2 separate regions of the Mus musculus genome follow, and region 2 is linked to region 1. Evidence: chromatin contacts called from ENCODE Hi-C data. All regions are on one chromosome and are shown on one strand. The core of a region is the stretch at or near the end of the contact, and the rest is flanking DNA. Distances in the headings are between cores, read along the strand shown.

What was found. A loop is a pair of places that touch in the nucleus more often than their neighbours do.
Region 2: a map of regulatory T cell shows a loop between it and region 1 (4-fold over the local background). The contact joins the promoter of Lsm6 here to the promoter of Tmem184c in region 1. A Hi-C loop is called at or near these places in 2 of 37 maps with a recorded cell type or tissue (T-helper 1 cell and regulatory T cell).

The regions. Positions count from the first base shown.
Region 1 is chr8:77,606,052-77,613,218 of GRCm38, reverse strand. It overlaps Tmem184c (transmembrane protein 184C), which reads left to right and starts at 2,566. Exons shown (of 10, transcript NM_145599.4): 1 at 2,566-3,116; 2 at 6,802-6,932; 3 at 7,019-7,055. The coding sequence starts at 2,994. Gm39200 (a long non-coding RNA gene) reads right to left here and starts at 1,138. Exons shown (of 3, transcript XR_878939.2): 1 at 990-1,138.
Region 2 is chr8:78,817,196-78,824,362 of GRCm38, reverse strand. It overlaps Lsm6 (LSM6 homolog, U6 small nuclear RNA and mRNA degradation associated), which reads left to right and starts at 3,211. Exons shown (of 5, transcript NM_001191004.1): 1 at 3,211-3,315; 2 at 4,278-4,376.

The sequences.
Region 1 (7,167 bases), core at 1,317-3,816:
ATGTGTCTGGGGACAGCGAAAAGAAGGACTTGAAGTCAAATCCTGGATACAAGCTGATGACCTGTGTTCTGTTCAATATTCTAAGAGATCTCTCTGTTCATGTCCTGCTTGCTTGTATGTGTGTGTGTGTGTGTGTGTGTGTGTGTGTGTGTGTGTACATGAGTATGTGTCTTTTCTCCAAGCAGTTCTTGCTTTTTATCATAAAACTTCTCTGGATAGCTCATCTCCTGCAGAACACAGGTCCAATCTTTTATTTTACAAATCAATCCAGTCATTTACAACCAGGTTTCCTTTTGATTATCTTATAAATCTGCATCCAGAGACCCCAGCCCTCTGATTCTTTTTTTTTTTTTTTTTTTTTTTTTGGTTTTTCGAGACAGGGTTTCTCTGTATAGCCCTGGCTATCCTGGAACTCACTCTGTAGACCAGGCTGGCCTCGAACTCAGAAATCCGCCTGCCTCTGCCTCCCGAGTGCTGGGATTAAAGGTGTGCTCCACCACACCCGGCTCCTCTGATTCTTAAGTGATAGCAAGCATACATTTTTTTTCCTTAACATTGCAAAAGAATTCAGAAATTGGTCTGCTTCTGTAAAGCACAGACAGTAAGTTACTTGGGTGGGACCCTGCCCTGAAAATTACCATTTCTACCACACCTGGGCCTAACCTTGATCTCAGGAATCTTCCTGCCTTTGTATCTTTCTGATAAGCTGGCTCATAGTGAGCTGCTTTTATTCCTTTAGATTCATGAAGCCCCTCATAATTCATATTGCATCCTTATATTTTGCATAGTTGAGAAATTATATGTATTTTGAACTCATGTATTTAGAGTTCTTTCCCACAGCCTTAAGGGCTGTCCTGAAGGTCCCAGTGTCTACCATTTTGCTGAGACATAGCCACAGCCTTGGCTCCTGGATTCGAGCTGTTTCTAATTCTCACTGAGTCCTTAGGTTAACTGGGAGGACATCCCTAGGAGGAATGTGAAATACATACCCACAGCAGCCATCACACTCATGGAGGCTCACACTGGAGGACTTGTCCCAAGGGCAGGAACCATGTCACTCTGTCCCCACCATAGCCATACCGGGCTCAGCACTAGAGTGCAGAAATAGATTTCAGAAATTGTGTAAAAAATTGGCTTCCTATGAGAAGGAATGGAGAAGATGGCTATCAGAAGCAGTAAGAGTGTGGCTGGACACACAGAAACAAGTCCTGTTAGACAGCCTATCCAAAAAGACTGCCATTTGCCAAGAAATAAGTAGTGGTGATAAGCTGTAAAGCAAGAGTTTTCCCTAATTTTCTGAACTTCAACAGTATACCAAGATTTCATTAATGGTTAGGAATTTCCTTAAAACCAACTATTTTAACTTATAGTGTAGACCAAACTAAAGTCCTACAGCCCCTTTAAGGAAATGTGCAAAATGGAGATCACAGGAGAAAGACTGCAGAAGTCAGACTCCAGGCTCTGGTAACTGAGGAATGTGATTTCATCTGTATACTTTGAGACTCTGGTCCATGACATTTTGTCCAGATGGCTAATAGGCAGAAGTCCCCTGGTTGCAGGTGATGGCAAATATTTAAACATCAAGCAGAGTCCAAAGTCAGAGAAAACAGCTCTATTACTTAATAGGTACTATTAATCACTTGACACTTTTCTCATCTGTGAAACAGAAAACTACCCATCGCTACTCGGTACTTTTATGCAGATCAACTCATACAAAATGGGTAGAGAAGTTAGTGTTTGATTTCAGAAAATGACAATATATGCAGTGTTCAGTGTCTAGTCGGGACTCAGATGTTTGCTTGTTCCCTTGATTTAGAAAGAATTTAAGATCCCATGTGTCATTGATCTGTAAAGCTATACAGCTAAAAGCTTTAGGTGTATAGAACAGATGTCAGAATACCAACCTTTTAAATCTTAAATAAGATTTTGTTTTTTTTTTAACTCAAGTTTGAAACGTGAACATTTCATATTGGCGGTTACTTTCAAAAAAGCTATTCTTAGAATGATTCTTCTGCCGGGTCTAGAAATTATGCAGACAAATTCCTCCTTAGGACCCTAAACTCTAGCAACTGACTGAAATCTAACCTATTCTGTCTTATTCCAGCGGGCTTCCCATTCCACCCCTAAAGACAACTGGGAAGCCTTCTGAGAAAAATAAAGCTATTTCAAGTTCCACTCCACAGTGACTGCCCCTCACTATGACTTTTCTTTAGATGGAGTAAAGTCTCAGGAATGTAGCGGGTGTTTCTGAAACGTCCCCAGTTCCTACAACTTTCGGAGCCCTTTTAGGGAACCACTTAGACTAGGTAAATTAGAGATGCCAGAAATCCGCCGCTACTCTCCTTCCTGCCCTTGCCACGCCCTCTCGGTAACCTAGGTTACAGCCACGCCCTCCTCCGTAACTGACCAATCACAATGCTTTGCGTTGCGGGACAAGGTTTAGCTCAGCTTGAAACTCAGAGCAAATCATTTGCTGCAAGCATCTGATCGGAAACGGAAGTGGAATAGTCGGCGGAAGATGAGTTCTGAAGATGAGTACTGTAGAGGTTCCAAAGCCGTGAGTGAGGAAGTTCTGGGCCGGGTCTTCCGGGGGCGGAGACTAGCCTGCCAGAGCTGGACTAGGGAGAGGGCTGGTAGGGTACCAGATGCAGGTCAGACCCCGAGTGCCTAGAATCCCTAGTTTACCCTGATAGTCCTCGGGGTCACGATGCAGCGGAGACTCTGGGTGACCTCCAGGTGAGGCGGAGGCGACGCCGCGGCGGCACTGAGTCCATGCGGGTTGGCCGGCGAGGATGCAGCCTGCACCTGCGAGCATCCCGAGCGGCCACCGCTGCAGCAGCCGCAAACACAGAGCGACCCGAGAACGCGGCGCCAGCGGCTAGTAAATCTTTTCCTATAGGGCGCCAGCGGAGAAGACAACCGAAAAAGCGAACTTGCCAAATTCTTGGTTTGGTTCGATTATTCAGCTACTCAAAGAGAATCTGTTACAGAACATGCCTTGCGCATGTAATCGGAGTAACTGGAGGAGATGGATCCGACCCCTGTTGGTACTTTTTTACGCAACAACCATCCTGGTCGCGGTTCCGATATGCATTTGGAAGTTTCAAAAAATGAAGGTAAGAGGGTCCTGCACCTCTACCCTTTCTTCCGCTGGTTGACAGAGTTCCTTTGTCTGCCTTCTAATGCTTGAGGTCTGAAAAACATTTCGTCTGTGGACATTAAACCAACCTGACTGGTTTTATTTAGCCGCTACAACTGGAGGTAGGTCCGGGTCGAGAAACAAATAGTTAAAGCACCTACTTACAATGGGCGCTTTCCCAATATTCATCAGTCCCAGAAAGAACTTTATTCTTGAAATCAGATCTGCTATGCAGGTACTAGGGCTTGACCAGACCAAATAAACCATCTTAAAAACTATGTTCTGGATTTTATAGGCTTTTAGCCGGTTTTCTGGAACCAAAGGATTCTTGTTAAATTGACTTTGCTAATTAACTTTACGTTTGAAGTTACAAGTTTTCTTTGTTTCTTTCCTTAAAATCTCCTGTAAACCAGGCTGTTCTGGATTTTGCTTTGTAGACTAGGATGATCCTCCTGCATCCAAACTTCCCAGTGCTTGGATTACCGGTGTATCCATCATTCTGTTTACTCAATGCAGGGATTGAACCCAGGGCTTTGTTTATTTGAGGCAAGCACTCTACCATCTGAGCTTCATCCCCAGACCTGAAGTTACTCCTTAACCAAAGCAAAAATTTTACAAACATCCCCTGTGTGTTCCTTTATATTTAAAAAAAAAAAAAGGTGTATTTGTTGGTGTGTTCGTGGGATGGTCCAGTTGTGGAGGTCTGAAGGTGGACAACTTGGAGCAGTTGGCTCTGCTCTCTCATCATAATGAGTGCTGAGGACTGAGCTGAATCTATCAGGGTTGGAGACAGGCACCTACCAGCTGAGACATCTCTCTGGCCCTCTTTGTTGATGTCATGTTGTGACATTAGTAAAGTATTACAAGCTGGATAGCTAACCTATGTCTATAGTATATCTATAAAGTGAAAACTTAGAATTAATAACCAAAAAGTACTTTTATTAAGAAACAGTTATTTTGGAAGAGTTATGGCAGACCAGGTAGATGCATACAACCCACCCCCCTTTGATTATGGAAAATATTTTAATCAGTGTGTCTAAACATATTCATAGGATCTTTTTGTTCACTAAATCTTGTTGGCTTTTCTAATTATAGTTCATATAGGTGTTTAAGGGTATTAAATATGACATTAAATATTTCTCATTTGTTATGTTTTTAGGCAATTTGAGATTTGTCCACCCAAATTTAGGTCTAGCAATCTTAATTTAAATGTAATTTCCTCACTTAGTATTCCTTGGAATACAGTATAGAAAGGGAAATGAAATGTACACAAGCATGGCCGCCTGAGCCTCATCTCTGTAACCCTCTCGAATGGTGTTTATGGCAAGATGGAAGATGGAAACAGACTTGCCTAGAAGCTCGACAGCCAGCCAGCCGAAATAAGAGACCCTGCCTCAAGGTGGAAGAAGAGCTGACTCCCCAGTGTTGTCCTCTGACTTCCACACCTGCACACCAACACTCACACACATAAAAGCACACGTTTAATACATATGTGTGTATGTGTGTGTGTGTGTTATATCAATCATAAACAGTGCTTCAACAGGAATTCATGTTTTACAGTCAGAAAACTATTTTGGAGTCGAATATCATGGGCGTGAGTGTGATTTCGGGTTGCAGATGGCCATGCTCTTGCTGAATCCTCACATGGCTCAAGCACCTCTTTTTGAGGTCATCCTCCCTGAGACTATGACCTCATTTCACCTACATCCCTTCCTGTCAGCCTTATCTCCAAGTATGGCCACTTGCACTAGGTGTTGTTTCAACAAATGAATGAGGCGAGGCCAGCCCAGTTCCTAGTGGTCAGACTTTACACATTGTCCACAGTTAAAAGAATGCTTGAGATTAAGTACAGACAGAAGGACCCGGCACCAGTGTTTCACAGGGATTTACAGAGAGGGTTTCTTTTTTTTTTTTTTTTTTTTTTTCCATTTTTTATTAGGTATTTAGCTCATTTACATTTCCAATGCTATACCAAAAGTCCCCCTTACCCACCCACCCCCACTCCCCTACCCACCCACTCCCCCCCTTTGGCCCTGGCGTTCCCCTGTACCGGGGCACACAAAGTCTGCGTGTCCAATGGGCCTCTCTTTCCAGTGATGGCCGACTAGGCCATCTTTTGATACATATGCAGCTAGAGTCAAGAGCTCAGGGGTACTGGTTAGTTCATAATGTTGTTCCACCTATAGGGTTGAAGATCCCTTTAGCTCCTTGGGTACTTTCTCTAGCTCCTCCATTGGGAGCCCTGTGATCCATCCATTAGCTGACTGTGAGCATCCACTTCTGTGTTTGCTAGGCCCCGGCATAGTCTCACAAGAGACAGCTACATCTGGGTCCTTTCAGTAAAATCTTGCTAGTGTATGCAATGGTGTCAGCATTTGGAAGCTGATTATGGGGTGGATCCCTGGATATGGCAGTCTCTACATGGTCCATCCTTTCATCTCAGCTCCATACTTTGTTTCTGTAACTCCTTCCATGGGTGTTTTGTTCCCACTTCTAAGGAGGGGCATAGTGTCCACACTTCAGTCTTCATTTTTCTTGAGTTTCATGTGTTTAGGAAATTGTATCTTATATCGTGGGTATCCTAGGTTTTGGGCTAGTATCCACTTATCAGTGAGTACATATTGTGTGAGTTCCTTTGTGATTGTGTTACCTCACTCAGGATGATGCTCTCCAGGTCAGTTGGGGCTTCTTCTGGATATATGCCCAGGAGAACAGAGAGGGTTTCAAGGGGGACGTTTGAAGTGTCCACACTTGCCACCCTGTCTGTCACTTCTCACAATAGGAAGGCAATTGGGGGCTCAGTAATTCCACTGCACTTGGAAGGGCCAAAGCCAGAACTAAATTGTTTAAGTAGGAATGTATGGTAGAAACATAGACTCGGGAGAATAAATGGGTTTTGAAGATTTTTGACTCTAAAGGAGACTGAGAGGACATAGGCAGAGAGGGGCGAGAGTGAGGGAGCTTTGGAGTTGTGTGGTTGATTTTTAAAGTTAGTCATTAGCTAGAGCATATCCCCAAGATAGCTTTAGTTTTTTATGTAATTATAAAGTTATTTAATCCTCTTAGAATATAGAAAAGTGTCCCTTTTTACTGATGAGAACACTGAGGTGGAGGCAAGTCCCCAAGTGACACTGTGCTAAGGGCTCGTGCCTGTAAGAGAGACCGGAAACTTCCTTCCTAATGGTACTCTGCAGACACTTCGGCTTCATGCGTGGTCATCACTCAGGCCTTCACATATAACAGCAAGCGAGAGTCAATAGAGAGAGTAAATGACAAGCTAGGAGTGGGTAAAGAACTTGTGTGTGTGTGTGTGTGTGTGTGTGTGTGTGTGTGTGTTTGTCTGAGGAGGGTTGTTTTGTGTGACAGGGTCTCAATATGCAGCTCTGGCTGTCCCAGAGCTCACAGCGCCATCTGCCTCTGCCTCCAAGGAACCCAGAACCCACTTCTGACGTCAGCAGATACCCGCACTCACACATGCATATATGCATCTAATTGTTTAAAAGGAAATCTTTTCTTAAATGTTACTAATTATTTGGGAAATAACAAGACAGTATAACTAACCAAATGAAAATTTAAGAAGTACAAATATTAATCTTTATAATTTTATTATCAGAATGTGAACAAATGTGGGTTCGGTTTTTTGTTTATTTTTGTTTTTTAAGGTTGGAATGCACACGAAATCCTGGTTTATAGCTGGAATATTTCTGCTGCTAACCATACCCGTGTCATTGTGGGGAATCCTTCAACATCTGGTACATTACACTCAACCTGAACTTCAAAAGCCCATAATAAGGTCAGCTCTTAATATATTTGCTATTACTGATATTGACTGACTTAATTCTTAAACATTAAATTTTCTTTATGTTTTACTTTCCATAGGATCCTATGGATGGTCCCAATATACAGTGTGGATAGTGTATGTATATTTTATTATATTTCATTAAGAACTTTATAACATTTAACTATGCCTTCTAGAGAATGCTGAATAAGGTAATGTGCACACAATATTGGCAAAGAGAGATTAATAG
Region 2 (7,167 bases), core at 1,962-4,461, 1.2 Mb before region 1:
AACCTAGGCATGATGGGGTATGTTTGTAATCCCAGTTCTGGAGAGGCAGAGGCAGGTAGATCCATAGGCTCGTTGGTAAGCCATCTTAACTGAGAAAGCAAGCCCTGTCTCAAAACAGAGAGATGGCTCAGTGGTTAGGAGCACTGACGGCTCTTCCAGGGGTCCTGGGTTCAATTCCCAGCAACCACATGGTGGCCCACAAGTTTCTGTAAGAGGATCTAACGCTCTCTTCTGGTGTGTCTAAAGAGATAGAGAATGTACTCACATACACAAAATAAATAACTCTTTAAATGTGTGTGTGTGTGTGTGTGTGTGTGTTCCAAGAAATGACACTGAACATTGCCCTCTGGCATATATATGTGCACCTCTAACTTGACAATAAGTCAAAAATAGACCAAAGACCGGAGCAGATGCATGACAAGAGAAGACATCCATCTGTCACCACACATAAGGAGGTATGCCCCACCCACATCACATGTCAGTAAGAAACTGTAAGTTAGGACAGCAATAAGATTCTCTAGTATGCTCCTCAGAGTGGCCCAGATCTGAAACACCGGGGACGTGAGGTACTATTAAGGATGAGGAGCAGCAGAGGGCACAGCTCCATGCTGGGGGCCTGGGAAAGGGAGAGATGCGCTCAAGACAGGGCAGCAGTCCTTGCAGATCTAAACACCTACTGTATGACCCAGCACCCGTTCCTTAACGTTTGCCCAAATGGCTTAAAACTTAACTACAGGACTGGGGAGGGAAACTCAGAGATTCAGAGTGCTTGTGACTCTTCCAGAAGACCAAAGATCTATTCCTAGCACCCCAATCACCTACAACTCCAGCTTGAGGGGACCCATCGCTTTCTTCTTGCACAGGCACCCACATGCAGGTGCACATGTGTAGGGGAAGCAGTTATTCCCATAAAGTAAAAAAAAAATCTTTTAAAATTAAAGATTCAAAACCTAATTCCGCACAAACACCTACGTAGGGATATTTATAACACCCTTTTGGTAACTGCCATAGCTCGGACACAACCAAGCTGACCCTTAGTGAGTGAGTGAAAGCCACTGTGCTGGATCTGAGCAGATTGTTTACTACTCAACACTTAAAGGACACGACTTATGAAGGCCTGGAGGGACCCAAGCCGATCTGAAAAGGCTTGGTCACAGGGTGACAAGTCAGTGACACTATGAAGGACAAAATCACCGTGAAAGGAAAGTAACACGTGACTGGCATGGCCGAGAGGAAGGCTGAAGCCCAGAGGGTGTTCCCTATAATGTTATAAATGAGTATCTTTATGTTATAAATGTGGACACATACATTATGCATGTGCCAAAACCCATACAGAATATATCAGTGTACAACCCTAACCTCTGTATAATAATTCAGGCATATTAATCCAGCACTGAGCTAAGTAAACTGAGCTAAGCTTTTCTGAATTATTTTTATGATGTTAAAAAGTCTCCCTAATAAATTAACGTTATGTGCAGGATTTTAAAGACTGGCTTTTCAACAGGAATCTGGAAGAAGTTTTGCACACATTTTTTTTTCTTGTAAATACGTAAAAGATGCCGGCAAGTGCACACACGGAATGTGGGAAGCTGTCTGGTGTTTTGGTAAAGGCCAGTTCTAAGCTGCTGAGGGGTTTCTCAGGATAACCACAGATTTATACATTTGTTGGTCCAACCAATTGTTGCCTTGTGACTTTATAGACTTGTGCCCTCGAAGACAGTGGCAACTATTCTGCAGATGAACCAGGCCCCCAAAACTCTTCTCACCGCCTGTTCACCAGCCAGACTCGGTGACTGCATCACAGCTCTGTGCTAACGTGAGAGCAGCTATGCTTATATCTATGTCTACCTACCTATTTCATCTCTCTATATAATACGCATATCATAATTACAGTCAGTAAGAAATGTAGTATGTAGCACAATTTGATTTTTCTTTCTTTTTTCTTTTTTTAGACAAGGTCTCAAATAGCCCAGGCTGGTCTCAAACTCATTCTGTAGCTGAGGATGATCTTGAATTTCTGATTTTCCTGCACGCATGCCTGGGTGCTAGGATTACAGGTGTGAGCGCCACTATGCCACTACCGCTGTGGTGCCAGAGATGTTCATGCACACTAGATATGCTACCACTGTGCTAAATCCTCAGCCCCCAATTTGACCTATAAAGCAGTTTTTATTTTAGGGACAAGGCATAGCGTGCTCCTTCTTTGATTTAAATGTGACTTTACCTGTGTTCCTAATTTTATATTTCAAGAGCCTAAAATGCTGTTTGATCAATGTCTGTAATTATTTGGTCTTGACATCAACTGGAATTTTACAGACAGACAGAAGGATGTTCCTGTTCTTTTCCAAATTCCACCCAGTTGTTCACTGTCTGGGGTATCAACCAAAGGCAGGTAGATCACTGTCCAGGATATCAATCAAAGGCACGTAGAAAAGGAGGAATCCACTTTGTGTTTCAGAAAACAATTCTGCATCTTAGATCCTGTAACACTTATCAGGGTTATGTAGCTGTTGTTTGAAGGTATTATAACTTTGTTGAATGTTAAACAACAGAAACAGAATTAAAATTTAAAATATAAATATAAAATATAAGTTAAAATATAAAGAGATCGTGGGGGTAGAAGAAATTGTCTTCCTGTGACTTTTTTTCTTCCATAAATAAAAAGCATGCATTAAGAATTCATGAAGTATCCCTAACCAAGTTCCCATACACTACTTAAATAGTATCTGCATGCAGTTTCCAATTAAACTAATTTGTAACGTTTTCTAATTGATGCCGTTATAATTCAGAGTTGCTTGAATTATTTTTTTGTTTCAGCATTCCCATGGAAACAATCTCTTCATACATTTAATTTATATGCAGAAGTTAGTTTGAGGGTTTGAGGCTTTTAACTTGTATTTGTTTTAAATTATTTAAGGCTATTTCGGGGTGCTCAACAGCCATCGTTTTAACTGTAAGTTTCCGTTTCTTAATATTTTAAGGTTCTTTACTGTAAACACACACACACAAGATCACTTCTAGCTCTTGGTTGGTTGTTTTGCTTTCGTATTCTATTTTCTGGCAAAAGAGAGAATATCAGAATATCGGACCTTTACTTCAAGCCCTGGCTGGGTGCCGACGGTACCATTAAACAAACCCGGTCTTGGAAGCCAGCTCACTAACGCGTTCTGACTGTTTTTGATCCCCGCGGGTCGCCATAGGCAAGGAGGACGCTGATTGGGTGAGATGGGAAAGCCGCTGCCGGGGGCGGTTTCGGTTTTCGGCGCGCGCGTCCGCGGAAGCCCGGCCTGTGAGCGTTCTGGATCCGGCTGCAAGGTGAGCCCGCGGCCTGGGAGGAATGAATGGGTGCGGGCAGGCACTCCGGGTGGGAGCGGCTGGCGTAGGCCGCGGATGGTCCGGGCTGGCGGGGAGCGGCTCGAGCCGGGCCTGCGTCCCAGGAGATGCTCGCTGGTCTGGGCCACGCGGGCTCGCGGTGCCGGGCGCGCTCCCGTGGCGCGCGCGCTTCGCGCCGATTGGGGTGAGCGCCCAGGGTTACGGTGGCGCGCGACTTCGGCGCCCTCCTCCACCCGCGAGCCCTGCGCGACGGAAAGTAAATACAGACGAGCGGAGGAAATGGTCCTTGCTGACGGCCTCGGCACACCAACTCCCTTTCTCTTGTGTGGGCCTGTTTCTGTTTCAGCTAAGACCACCAAGTTTTTTAACCACACACCAGTATTTAGTTTTATACTTACATTAAAATGAGACAAGTTGTGATTTTAAAATTCATTGATCTCGTTTGGGCCCCCTGTTTTATTGTGTGGATCTCATAAATTATTCAGCTGTTTCCCAGGCTGACGTCTTTGGGTGTGAGTTTTTTGCTTCATTTTCGCATCCCGAACGATATCGTGATGCCTTAACTTCTATTCCTCAAATTTTCAATTACTAGCATAGATGGTTCTTGCACATTGCGAGACTGGTTTTTCTTAAAGTGTTAGTAATTTATTTGGCTCTTCAAAACCGTGAAAGGGCCTACTGTGGTTCTAAAGTAGCAAAGCACAGCCTCACTTTGGAATTACTATTGGGAGTTTGAACTTGCAGGCTGTGACTGTGTGTGTGTGTGTGAGAGAGAGAGAGAGAGAGAGAGAGAGAGAGAGAGAGAGATAGAGAGACAGACAGACAGACAGACAGACAGAGACAGACAGAGAGACAGACTGACTGACTGACTGCACATGTTAATCAGATGCTGGAACAGGAAGAGACAGCCAGTACCCATCTAGCCTAACTTCCTTATTTTGCAGATGAGCCTGGGGCCGTGACAGGTGAAATGGTGATGAGTTACGCAAGCTGCACAGATAATTAAGTAGCAGAGATTAGAACTCAGGTTTCCTGCCTCCCAAGTGAGTACCCCTAACGACTGCAGCAGCTCTTCTCTCACTGAAGGGTGGCCTACTAGATAATAGAACTTCTTTAAAGAAAGTTTTGTTTTGTTTTTAACTCCCTGGCTTATTTTCTACTTTTGGATTGAGGGACTGGAAAATAGAAAAGTTACATTTTTGTGTTCAGCACTAGAAATTTATTTATTTTTTTGAAGGTCAACCCTTTCAAGACTTTGACGATTGCTTCCAGCTTCCCCGTGTTGGGATCAGATACTTCTGATAAGTGCTACTGTTATCCCTCCCAGTACCGAAAAGTGCATGGACGTTCAGGTTTCCTCTGTGTTTACATATAAACTGTGCAGTCTTCCTGTGCCCTTCACATCATCTCTAGATTACTCACAACGTGCCATTTAATGTCACTGGTTGCAGTAGAGTATTGCTTAGGGAGTACAGCAAGGGGAAAGTCTGTGTCTGGGTAGCAGAGAGACCGCTGGACAAGTAATTACAGCTTCATTTTACCAGGTGAGGCAAGGTTGGCTGGATCCGTAAACACTTTAAACCCACAGACACAGAGGGGCTTGCCTACTCAGCATCTGGTTCTCACGCCAAGGCTCGCCTTTCCTAAAATCCCGTGGTGTTTAAGCCAGAAAACCGAGAGAGAGGGAACGAGGTGGTGGCTAGGGCTCCCTGGCAGCATTTCTGTCAGCTGACGTGTTGAACCACTCCCACCACTCAGTCCTTCGTTGTAGAGTGCTGTCCTCTGAGCCAGCAGTTCCCACCCCAAGGTCACAGCCCCTTTGGGGGTGTCTGGCGACCCTTCCTCGGGAATTGCATGTGCATATCAGAGATTTACATTACAAATCATAACAGTAGCAATAAAATTAACCTTATGGTTGGGCTCACTATACCATGAGGAACTGTGTTAAGGGCTCACACATTAGGGAGGTTGAGAACCACTGCTGTACACTGTAGAGTCTTGAGGGACATCCCTGACCTCTGTAAACTAGATCCTAGTTACCACTCTCCTGTAGTGACAGTACAGACTGTAGACATTTTCAAATGTCCCCAGGGTGAGGCACAAAAGTCACCTCTGGTTGAGAGCAGCTTGCTTTTAGGAGTTAGCCTAAGTAACCCAATTGTCAGGGCACTCATGGCCAAACCTGGACACCTCGCAAGGGTGACCTCTGACATCATATGCACGCTGGAGCAGCTGCTTCTGCCCCGCCCCACTACATAAGACAAACGAGAAAAACATGCAGTAAGAAGCAAACACTGAGTAAGTGTCAGAAATCTGTATGTGACCAGGCTTCTTCCTAGGCTTGGCTCTGACCACCAAGCATTTCTGTTTTCCTTTCTTTTAGTATTTAATGGTTGTTAGAAAAGAATTGCAGGCTCGTAGCTGTTGAAGTGCGTGCATGATGCTTTAGTAGCCATGCCTGTTTAGTAGCTATGGTTGTAGACGGGTAAGGGAGGGATTGGACTTTCTGATACCATCTTTGAATGCCTCTTCCACACACAGTCTGTTCAGGTGCCAAGACTACTAGAGAAGTGAGATTTTTCTTGTCCTCTTGAATTTTTAAAGTCTCTTTGGAGACTGAGTCTAACATGGCTAATATATATCACTGGGTGAATACAGTTTGATACACACACTGCATGTGCCCTTCCCTTTACTTCATTGTTTAACTATGAAAAAAGTTGCTGTAGAGCAAATATTCTCTTACTAGACCTCTTAGTGGCTTCTCTCAGGAAATAGAGTGCCATGACCATGCACTTATGAAAATAGGTTACTTACACGGGCCTGCATAGGAGGCAGGAGAGGGTGATGCTGCAGCCGTAGACATGAGTGTATCTAATTTTGAAGGAAGAACTTTTGCCAAGGTGACCCTGGCAGAAGGAACTCTTTTTCTTGTGTTTATGGTTCAAGAGTCTTATCTCTTGCTTCAGAAATTGTCAGAACTATTCCTTCTGCCTTATCCAATTTAAAAGATGAAAACTTAAAATTACTTGAGCCAAGTGATGGAAAAAATTGTGGTGTCAAGACCAATTTACTTGTACAAAATGGATTTATGGGCAAGTCATTAAGTAACAGGGTGTACCAAGGAAGCCTAATGAAGACTAATGCAAAGGGTCTGGCTTCCTGTGTGATGAATAAATCGAGTTTGAGTCAACCATACTTGTTCCATATAACTTCAAAAGCATCCTTTCAAACCACCGAGCAGAAAGTACGCTAGAGAACAAATGAGGGGTTTGCGTCCAGCTCCTCCTCTCATGTGGCCTGAAGTCTTCTGAGCAAAGCGCCTATCTTCCTATACAGTGTAGATTGTGGACACACAGGGAAGCAGGAGTCCAGAGCTATTGCTGTGGCTCTGCCACCTAAATAGGAAGCAGAACCAAGAAGATTGCTGCGTAGGGTTTTCCTGTGCCCTCCTACCATGGTATCCAGCTAGCTAATATCGGATAATTGACCCTGGGGAGGCTAACCCAGAAATCTTGGTCTCTCACCCAGGGGCGAAAGTGGCCCTGCACTCCTACAGCCACCTGTCTCCTTTTGCAGGGTAGATTGTACTTTCAAAGCCAGAGACTCAGTGCCCTTGCTAAATAAGGCTGGTGGCCTATGTCCAACTTGGCTCAAGGGTTCAGAAACCCTCCTCTGATGTGCCATGTCTGGGCTCAGTCTTGTCTTGGTAGCCCTCTGTACATAATTCCATCCCAGTCATGCAGCCTTTGTGAGATATGTCGATACTGGTGTGTTTCTCTCTCTGGAGAGGAAGTGCCAGGGACCCAAACCACGTCTTCCCTGCAATGGAGGCTT